Linked DNA regions of Homo sapiens: region 1 is linked to region 2. A link is an interaction called in ENCODE POLR2A ChIA-PET data of the cell type or tissue named here. Cell type or tissue: Panc1. All regions are shown on one strand. Links, peaks and the distances in the headings refer to the core of each region. The heading gives the core; the rest is flanking DNA.

Evidence for each region. ChIA-PET counts read pairs that join two places held together with the same protein. Peaks named below come from ENCODE experiments on the same cell type or tissue, not always from the same donor. Only the 100,000 strongest peaks of a DNase experiment are listed, where the experiment ranks them.
Region 1: POLR2A ChIA-PET joins it to region 2 with 6 read pairs; 2 of 35 experiments call an interaction of 5 or more read pairs at or near these places.

Annotation. Positions count from the first base shown.
Region 1 is chr9:97,875,616-97,880,006 of GRCh38, forward strand. No RefSeq gene overlaps it. Among named protein-coding and RNA genes, the nearest start is that of FOXE1, 25 kb to the left of the region's middle. RefSeq lists enhancers at 1-2,612, 1-65. In Panc1, for the core only: no CTCF peak of the experiment used is centred there; DNase peaks (open chromatin) are centred at 1,436 and 1,876; H3K4me3 peaks cover 989 bases; H3K27ac peaks cover 624 bases.
Region 2 is chr9:97,819,122-97,823,512 of GRCh38, forward strand. The region is part of intron 1 of PTCSC2 (papillary thyroid carcinoma susceptibility candidate 2); the gene reads right to left. Among named protein-coding and RNA genes, the nearest start is that of PTCSC2, 32 kb to the right of the region's middle. In Panc1, for the core only: no CTCF peak of the experiment used is centred there; no DNase peak of the experiment used is centred there.

The DNA of each region.
Region 1 (4,391 bases), core at 144-4,143, 56 kb after region 2:
GAGATCTATGAGTGTTCTGTTAGGGTCTGGAAGTTTCTCCTCAGGGCATGAGGAACCATGGAAGAGATTTTGTTTTTTCAGTGTGTATGCATAGGTGGATGTGTTTTAGTAAACTTTTTATTGAAATGTAACATATGTATAGAAAAGTACAAAATTTTTCACAAACTGACCGCATCTACGTAATAGCACTCAGATTAAAACAATAACAAATTATTACTAAAACTCCAGAGATCCACTCTGGCCTCTTTCAGGAACTACTTACATACAAGAAAAATAACCATCCTAACATCATAAACTAGTTTTCACTATTTTCTTGTGTGTGGCTTTTTTCACTCCACATATGTTTGCAAGACTCCCCCATGTTGTTAGACATAAATGCACTTTGTTCTTGCTCATTGCTGGTTGATATCCCATTGTATGGATGCACTGCAATTGTTGATGAGCTTTGTGCAGTTTCCAGTTTGGGGCTGTAAACCTTCCTGCACATGCCTTTACGTGCTCCTCTGGGGGTAAATCTGTTGCATGCATATCTAGGAGTGGAATTGCTGGGTTGTGGGCTATGCATATATCTACTTGAGTAGATACTTCTAGTTTCCCAAAGTTGTTCTACCCATGTACACGCCCACCAGGGATGCACAGGAGTTCTCATTGCTCTATATTCTTGTCAACACTTGGTATTGTCAGTCTTTTTGTGTTTTATGCTTGTTTTTTTTTTTTTAGGGGAATGACCACCTGGTGGAGGTGGAGTCCCACTTGGGTTGAAGTATACTCACTCTGGCAGGAATGAAATCAGTGGTAATAGAGCTAGAATGAAAAAGGCCAATAAGAAGAGACGCCATAGAAGTGGAATACACAGGACTTGCACACAAGGTAGAAATGAACTTAAGAGGGAGATGGAGGAAGGTTTCTGTATGGGGTGGCTGGCTGGATGAGGGACTTCAGATTTGAAGCCAGGAGAAAACATCCCAATTTTATAACATCATGTTTGAAATGTAGGACAATGAGATGAAGATGTCCAATAAACTGTTAGCTATATGAGTCTGTTGCTTAGGGATGAGGTCAAGGCTGTAGACAGAGTTAGGAGTTATCACAGAGATGGGGGTTGAGGCTGGGGGGTGGCTGAGATTTCTCAGGTGGTTGTGTGCAATGAAAGAGACAAGGGCTGAAGACCAGACGCCTGGCTTAGGGGATGAGCGGAGGAAGAACAAGAGACAACATCGCTTCCCTCTGAAATGCTGGCACGGGCTGCGAAGCATGAGTCAGACCCTTCTAGCCCCAGCAGCAGCCTCAACAGCCTGGGTCTATCTCACCAGCCACACAGTTTTCTCCTGAATGAACTTGCATCACTAACCTCAGAAGCTGTGTTGCGAAATCCGCATCAGATTGCGTACCTCTGGTGGCGTCCTAGGGACAATGGGCACTAAAGACTCATAGCATCCTGGGGTTGGAGTCCTCCTCTCCGCCTCCACAACATCCCTGCCAATCAGTTATCGAGCACCCCAGGCAGGGAACTCATAACTTCCCACGGCATCCCATTTCCTTGTTGAGCAAGTGAAGATCTAAGAAAACCTTTTCTTGCAATCTCACGATACTGAAAAGTCAAAGAAAAAGATAACGCTATAATTTAATGGTAATGATCCAGGACAGAGTGAAATGCAAGGACTCTGCATCCTGGAAAATCCATGTCTATTAATGTACCCATCAGCATCTTCTTGCTGGGGTTAGGGTCATGGTGTTTGACTCCCCACAGGAAGCTGCAGTGATTTCATTACTATTTGCACACTGGTTGGGAATGTGCTCATCCGCTGCAGGCATTCCTCTGGCTTCATCAAGCAGTGAGTACAAGGGCCCTGGAATCTGGCCAGTCTCTCAGGACTGAAGCAGTGCATGCTACAGCACAAATCTACCAGGCTGGACACGTGGGAAGAATGAGCGGCTGTTAGATGAGAGCGAGCCCACTGCAAGCAAAGAGGGCAGAATGCCATTCTGTTCAACATTTTTTTCTGCGTGTTTAGCAGCATGTGGTCCTGTGTGGGTCTCTGGAGAAGAAGAAAGAAGATGGATCTAAGAAATGGTTCTCACCCAGCTGGGCACAGTGGCTCACGCCTGTAATCCCAGCACTTTGGGAGGGAGAGGCAAGTGGCTCACCTGAGGTCAGGAGTTCGAGACTAGCCTGACCAATATGGTAAAACCCTGGCTCGAATAAAAATACAAAAGAATGGCCAGGCTCTGTGGCTCATGCCTGTAATCCCAGCACTTTGGGAGGCCGAGGCAGGCGGATCACAAGGTCAGAAGTTCGAGACCAGCCTGGCTAGCATAGTGAAGCCTCATCTCTACTAAAAAATACAAAAATTAGCCAGGTGTCGGGGCAGGCGCCTATAGTCCCACCTACTCAAGAGGCTGAAGCAGGAGAATCGCTTGAACCAGGAAGGTGGTTGCACTGAGCCGAGATTGCACCACTGCACTCCAGCCTGGGCAACAGAGCGGGACTCCATCTCAAAAAAAAAAAAAAGAAAAGAAAAGAAAAGAAAGAAAGAAAAAGAAAAGAAAAAAAGAAAGGGTTCCCACCCTTGGGGAGATTGGTGGCAGAGGCAGAGACAGGCATGCAAAAGGAAGATGTAGCTGAAACTTTTTTTTTTCTTTTGAGATGGAGTCTTGCCCTGTCACCCAGGCTGGAATGCAATGGCACAATCTCAGCTCACTGCAAACTCTGCCTCCCAGGTTCAAGCGATTCGCCTGCCTCAGCCTCCTGAGTAGCTGAGATTACAGGTGCGTGCCACGATTCCTGGCTAATTTTTGTATTTTTTAGTAGAGATGGGGTTTCACCATGTTGGCCAGGCTGGTCTTGAACTCCCGACCTCAGGTGATCCACCCGCCTCGGCCTCCCAAAGTGCTGGGATTACAGGCATGAGCCACTGCACCTGGCCCTTTTGCTTTATTTTTATAAATTAAGTTGGCAGTGTTTTTTTTTTCACAAGGTAATATTTATAAAGTGTTTTTACAATAAAATAGTATTGGCTGGGCACAGTGGCTCACGCCTGTAATCCCAGCACTTTGGGAGGCCAAGGCAGGTGGATCATATGAGGCCAGGAGTTCGAGACCAGCCTGGCCAACGTGGTGAAACCCTGTCTCTACTAAAAATACAAAAATTAGCCGGGCATGGTGGTGCATGCCCGTAATCCCAGCTACTTGGTAGGCTGAGGCACAAGAATCACTTGAACTCAGGGGGCAGAGGTTGCAGTGAGTCAAGATTGCACCACTGCACTCCAGCCTGAGTGACAAAGTGAGACCCTGTCTCAGGAAAAACAAAGAAACAAAGAGATAAAAATAAAATAGTATTAAAAGGATTTTTTTAACAAAAGCCTGTGGTCCCTTGGCCTAGCCTACTCTACCTCTGAGTCCTATTTTCAGGAGGTAGCAACTTCCAACTCTTTAAGCTTCCTCTTATGTTGGTTACCTGCAAATTTCTAAGTCATAAGCTATGTCAGAGACTAACAGCCCTCCACAATCCATGTTCTCTTTTTCCTGGGTGTACAGCTAGATCTCATTCTTCAGCTCCTGCTCCTGTCTCCTCTTCCTCCTTCCAGGCCCCCAGCCCCAAAGTTAGAGGCAATTGAGCTCTAGCCAATGAAATGTGAGCAGAAGTGCTAGTGCCACTTCTAAGCCTGGTCCCTAAAACCACCATGTTCACCCATGTGCTCCTCTATGATCTTTCTTCTTATTTTTTATTTATTTTTTTTTTTGAGGGAGTCTCATTCTGTCGCTCAGGCTAGAGTGCAGTGGCGCAATCTCAGTTCACTGCAACCTCCATCTCACAGGTTCAAGCAATTCTCCTGCCTCAGCCTCCTGAGTAGCTAGGACTACAGGCAAACGCCACCACACCCGGCTAATTTTTTGTATTTTAGTAGAGACGGGGTTTCACCATGTTATCCAGGCTGGTCTTGAACTCCTGAGCTCAGGCAATCTGCCCACCTCAGCCTCCCAAAGTGTTAGGATTACAGGTGTGAGCCACCATGCCCAGCCTATGATCTTTCTTGTTATGGCTGCCTGGAATGGAGATGATGTCCTTGCAGGCTCTGGAAGCCACATACTAAAAGATGAAAGAGCATTCATTAGGCTGGGTACAGTGGTTCACGCCTGTAATCCCAGCACTTTGGGAGGCCAAGAAGGGCAGATTGCTGGAGCTCAGGAGTTCGAGACCAGTCTGGGCAATGTGGTGAAGCCCCAACTCTACTAAAAATACAAAAATTAGCTGGGCGTGGTGGCGCATGCCTATAATCCCAACTACTCGGGAGGCTGAGGCACAAGAGCATGCCACTGCACTCCAGCCTGGGCGACAGAGTGAGAATCCATCTCAAAAAAAAAAAAAAAAGAAAAAAGAAAAAAAAAAG
Region 2 (4,391 bases), core at 190-4,189:
CTCTATAAGCATAGTGATATTCATGGAGAAATGAAAGCTGAAAGTTCAGGTGGTTGGGTAAGGGTTACAACATTAATAATATAATTCAACATTATTTGAATAGTAATATTTTAATATTTTTAAAAATAAGAAATAGGATGCCAATGGTAAGAGTTCCTAAGGACAACAGGGTAGAAAAATATCTGGAGGCTGGGCGCAGTGGCTCATGCCTGTAATCCCAGCACTTTGGGAGGTCAAGGCAGGTGGATCATGAGGTCAAGAGATCAAGACCATCCTGTCCAACAGGGAAACCCCGTCTCTACTAAAAATACAAAAATTAGCTGGGTGTGGTGGCATGCGTCTGTAGTCCCAGCTACTCAGGAGGATAAGGCAGGAGAATCGCTTGAACTTGGGAGGTGGAGGTTGCAGTGAGCCGAGATCGCACCACTGCACTCCAGCCTGGCGACAGAGCAAGACTCTGTCTCAGAAAAAAAAAAAAAAAAAAAAAAGAAAATGAAAAAGAAAAAAGAAAAATATCTGTAGTTAGGGTAGGTAGCTGAAAGGCATCACTGAGAGCTTGCTGATCTGATAAGAAAGCTCCTTTACCAGACAGAGGGGCATGACTTGTTCAGCTCAGTGGGACCAGCACAGGGCAGGCAAAATCTTGGGAAATGCTTGGTGAATGAATGAATGAGTGAGTGAATGGGTGAGTGACCCTGAAGAGCTGCATAGGAGACTGCTAAGGCTACCTGTTGGGATAAGTGATGGCTGGTGCTTGGGACAGAGTGTATGAGTCCCAGGAGAGTGTGTATGTGTGTATGTGTTTGTGTGTGTGTGTGTAGGTGGGACTTGGAAGGTGGGAGGAAGAGACAGGAGCCTTTGAGAAGCTGGTGAGGGAAATGTGAGGCGAAAGGCATGCAGAAAGAGAAGGTCAGAGAAGAGGGGGCTGGCAGAGGACTTCTGCCCTCACTGGCTTCATCCCAGCAGCTTAGACTTGTTTATTCCCTTAGCAGTTCTGAACCCTCACAGATAACATCATGTGGGTCTCTGCGGGAGGTCACCATAAAGCCTGCACAGTTCAGCCATCCATCCTTGCTACTCCTGAGGATTCAGCTCATTCTACCCACTCATGTCTCAGGGTTCTGTCTTCCCTCGCTTTGCCTGAAAGGTTCAGGCTTCCTGCAGAGAACTCAGGTCTTGCTAGTTGCTTTACCCCCACTGTCTCATTTCATCCTCCCAGCAACCCTGCAGATGGGTTCTTCAGTGATTCCCATTTTTCAGATGAGGACCCTGAGACTTGGAGAAGGAAAGTAAATTGTCCACAATCACATACCTAGCAAGGGCTGAGTGAGGGATCTGCTGGACTGGTTTCAAGTTCTAAATTTGCTAATGACTTTCTCACCTTCCACACTCATAAGGTGGGATTAGGATCCCTGCTGTCCTTCCCTGAAGGGGGGCTTTGAAGAGCCATTGAGATGATAGAAGTGAAACCACTTTGTCAATTAGGGAGATAAGAAATGGAGTGTGAAAAGATCCAACCTGGGTTCGAACCCCAGCCTCACTGCTCATTTCCTGGGTAACCATGATAAATTAATCTCTCTGGACTTTCATTTCCTTACCAACAAAAGGAGGTGATAATATGTATCAGGAGGATTTAATTAGATATCAGATATGAGGCTCTTAGCACACTCTGTGACATAGGAAGCTCTACTAAATGGCAGCTCTTAATAACAGACTGTGAAGTCCAGGAGCTTACTAACTACAGTATTTTTTTTTAACCAAAGGACAAGAAGACATAGAATCTAAGCCAGACTGATGTCAGTGAATGTGATTTACATGGAAATAAGAAAATTCTGAATAAACAAAACTCGCCATACCAGGTGTGAAAAATAAGATCCTGAGGCACTGGTATTTTTAGCAGCCATTTTGCCTGTCATTCTTGTTTCATTTTCCTAACTCTCTGTGGGGATGAGTTTTTAAATAATTTAACTGCTAATCTTCAAACAAATTCTCATTCAAGGAGATTAACAAATGCCCTCCATTCATTTTTTCTTTCATTCATTTAGTAGGTATTTGTCCATTTAGCAGATATTTACTCAGTACCTGCTTTGGGCCAAGCACTGTGACAAGTGCTGGGGATATAGTGGCCGTTCCTGGCATCAACAACTTCTAGTCTAGTCCAGAAAACAGACAAACCAATCACCAGGTACAGCTTCCTTGAAGAGGTGGCACATGAGGAGTCATCTGGTGAAAGGTAGGAGAGTGGGGTGAGGGCAGGTCAGGATCAGGTAAGAGTAAAGCAAGAGAGATATTTGGGGGAAGGGCAGGTAAGAAGGCATGGTGGGGAGAAGCCCAGAGAGATGGGAAAAGTCCTGATCAGGAAGGATGGCTCTGGAACTTTGTAGCAGATTGAACATCTGCTTGAGCTAGAAAAAGCAGGCAAGGGCAGGGAGTGGGGAAGATTGATCACGGCCTCCCCAGAAGGGTTTCGTGTGGTTGTTTGTTTAGCTTTGTTTTTAGTTCTAGGATCTCAAATGGGCTAGATTCTGAACCTAGCTCCATGTTTAACCTGATGTTTGATCTTGGCAAGTCACCATCTCTCTCTAAGTCTCATTTTCATCAACTCTAGCTGAGGCTAAGAGAGGAAAGGGGAGGAATCCAAGATTATAAACCTTGAACCCAGGGTCCTGGCTCAACACACTGGCGAGTACATGAAACAGATCTGTTCATATCTAATGCTGGGGGGAAAGAGTGCTTATCGAATTGAGGATCTTTCAAAGGTAAACCGCATAAATAAAATAAATAGCATGAACATGAGTAAGTATGTGGCTAAGGTTAGTGTCTATGGCAGGATGTTATGGAGTCTAAGAATTAATAAATTCAAAATAAGAATAGATGCATTTGAGTAAGATTGGTATGTGAGGCCAACCTAACAAAATCACATACAGCCAGCATTTACCTCCTCTCACTCCAGAAAAGCCTGTCTTGCCCCTATTCTTTAAGATTATAAGGATATGGGCATCTTAGTCCATTTTCTGCTGCCAAAATAGAATAGCACAGACTGAGTAATTTTTTTAAGAAATTTATTTCTCATGGTGCTGGAGGCTGGGAAGTCCAAAAGCATGGAGCCATCATCTGGTGAAGGTCATCACATGGAAGAGGGTGGAAGGCAGAAGACAGAGAGAGGAAATCAGGCAAACGGATTATTTTTATTAGGAGCCAACTCTCGCAATAAGTAACCCACTCCTGCAATAATGCCATTAATCCATTCATGAGGTGGAGCCCTCTTGACCTAATCACCTCTTAAAGGTCTTGCCTCGGACGGGCGCGGTGGCTCACACCTGTAATCCCAGCACTTTGGGAGGCTGAGGCGGGCAGATCACTTGAGGTCAGGAGTTTGAGACCAGTCTGGCCAACATGGCAAAACCCCATCTCTACTAAAAATACAAAATTTAGCTTGGTGTGGTGGCGGGCACCTGTAATCCCAGCTACTTGGGAGGCTGAGACAGGAGAATCGCTTGAACCCAGGAGGCAGAGGTTGCAGTGAGCTGAGATCGCCCATTGCACTTCAGCCTGGGCAACAGAGCAAGAGTCCATCCCAAAAACAAAGAAACAAACAAACAAACAAAAAAGTCTTGCCTCTCAACAGTTGCAATGGCAATTAAATTTCAACATGCGTTTTGGCTGGGACAGTCAAACGATAGCAATGAGCAAGCACAAAAAAATGAAGCAGTTGTCAACACTGATGTCTTTCAGTGAGACCAGCTATAGAATGATTGCTAGCCAACTCCTGTCCAAAACCTACCTGGAATTTGGCAATATCTACTACAGATTTAAAATATTAATGTCCTATGACCTAGCAATTCCACTTCTGAGAATCTATTTTTTAAATAATGAAAGTTGCAAAGACTCCTGTACAAACATATTCATTGCCACATTATTTATAATAATAAAAATTAGAAACAAATGTCTGTTTTAAGCTGGGTTTCCCCCAGAAGTTGACCCTGAGACAAGGTTATGGATGCAAGTAGTTTATTTTAGAAGTGACCCTAGGAAGCACCAGTAGGGGGATAAGGCAGTGGGTCAGGCAAGGAAAGAAACCCTGTAAAGGGTAAGTTATCAAGCCGGTTTCCACCATGGGCAACTGGGGCTCAGTCCCACAGGGGAACCCTCAGAGACACTGCAAATCATACCTCAGAATGACCCCACCTGACAAGTGAGGAAGCTGGAGTATTTACCCATCAACTCTATATCTGTCATCATTTTCTGTGACTCCTGGGGGCATTAACTTCCTAGAACTTTCATTTTGTTCCACATGCAGGCTAAGTATACTCTCATAGATAGAAGAAAGTCCTCAGGAAAGTCATAGGTGTTCCCAGTAAGCAGCCTCCAGTGAATAGAGGTAAGTCCTA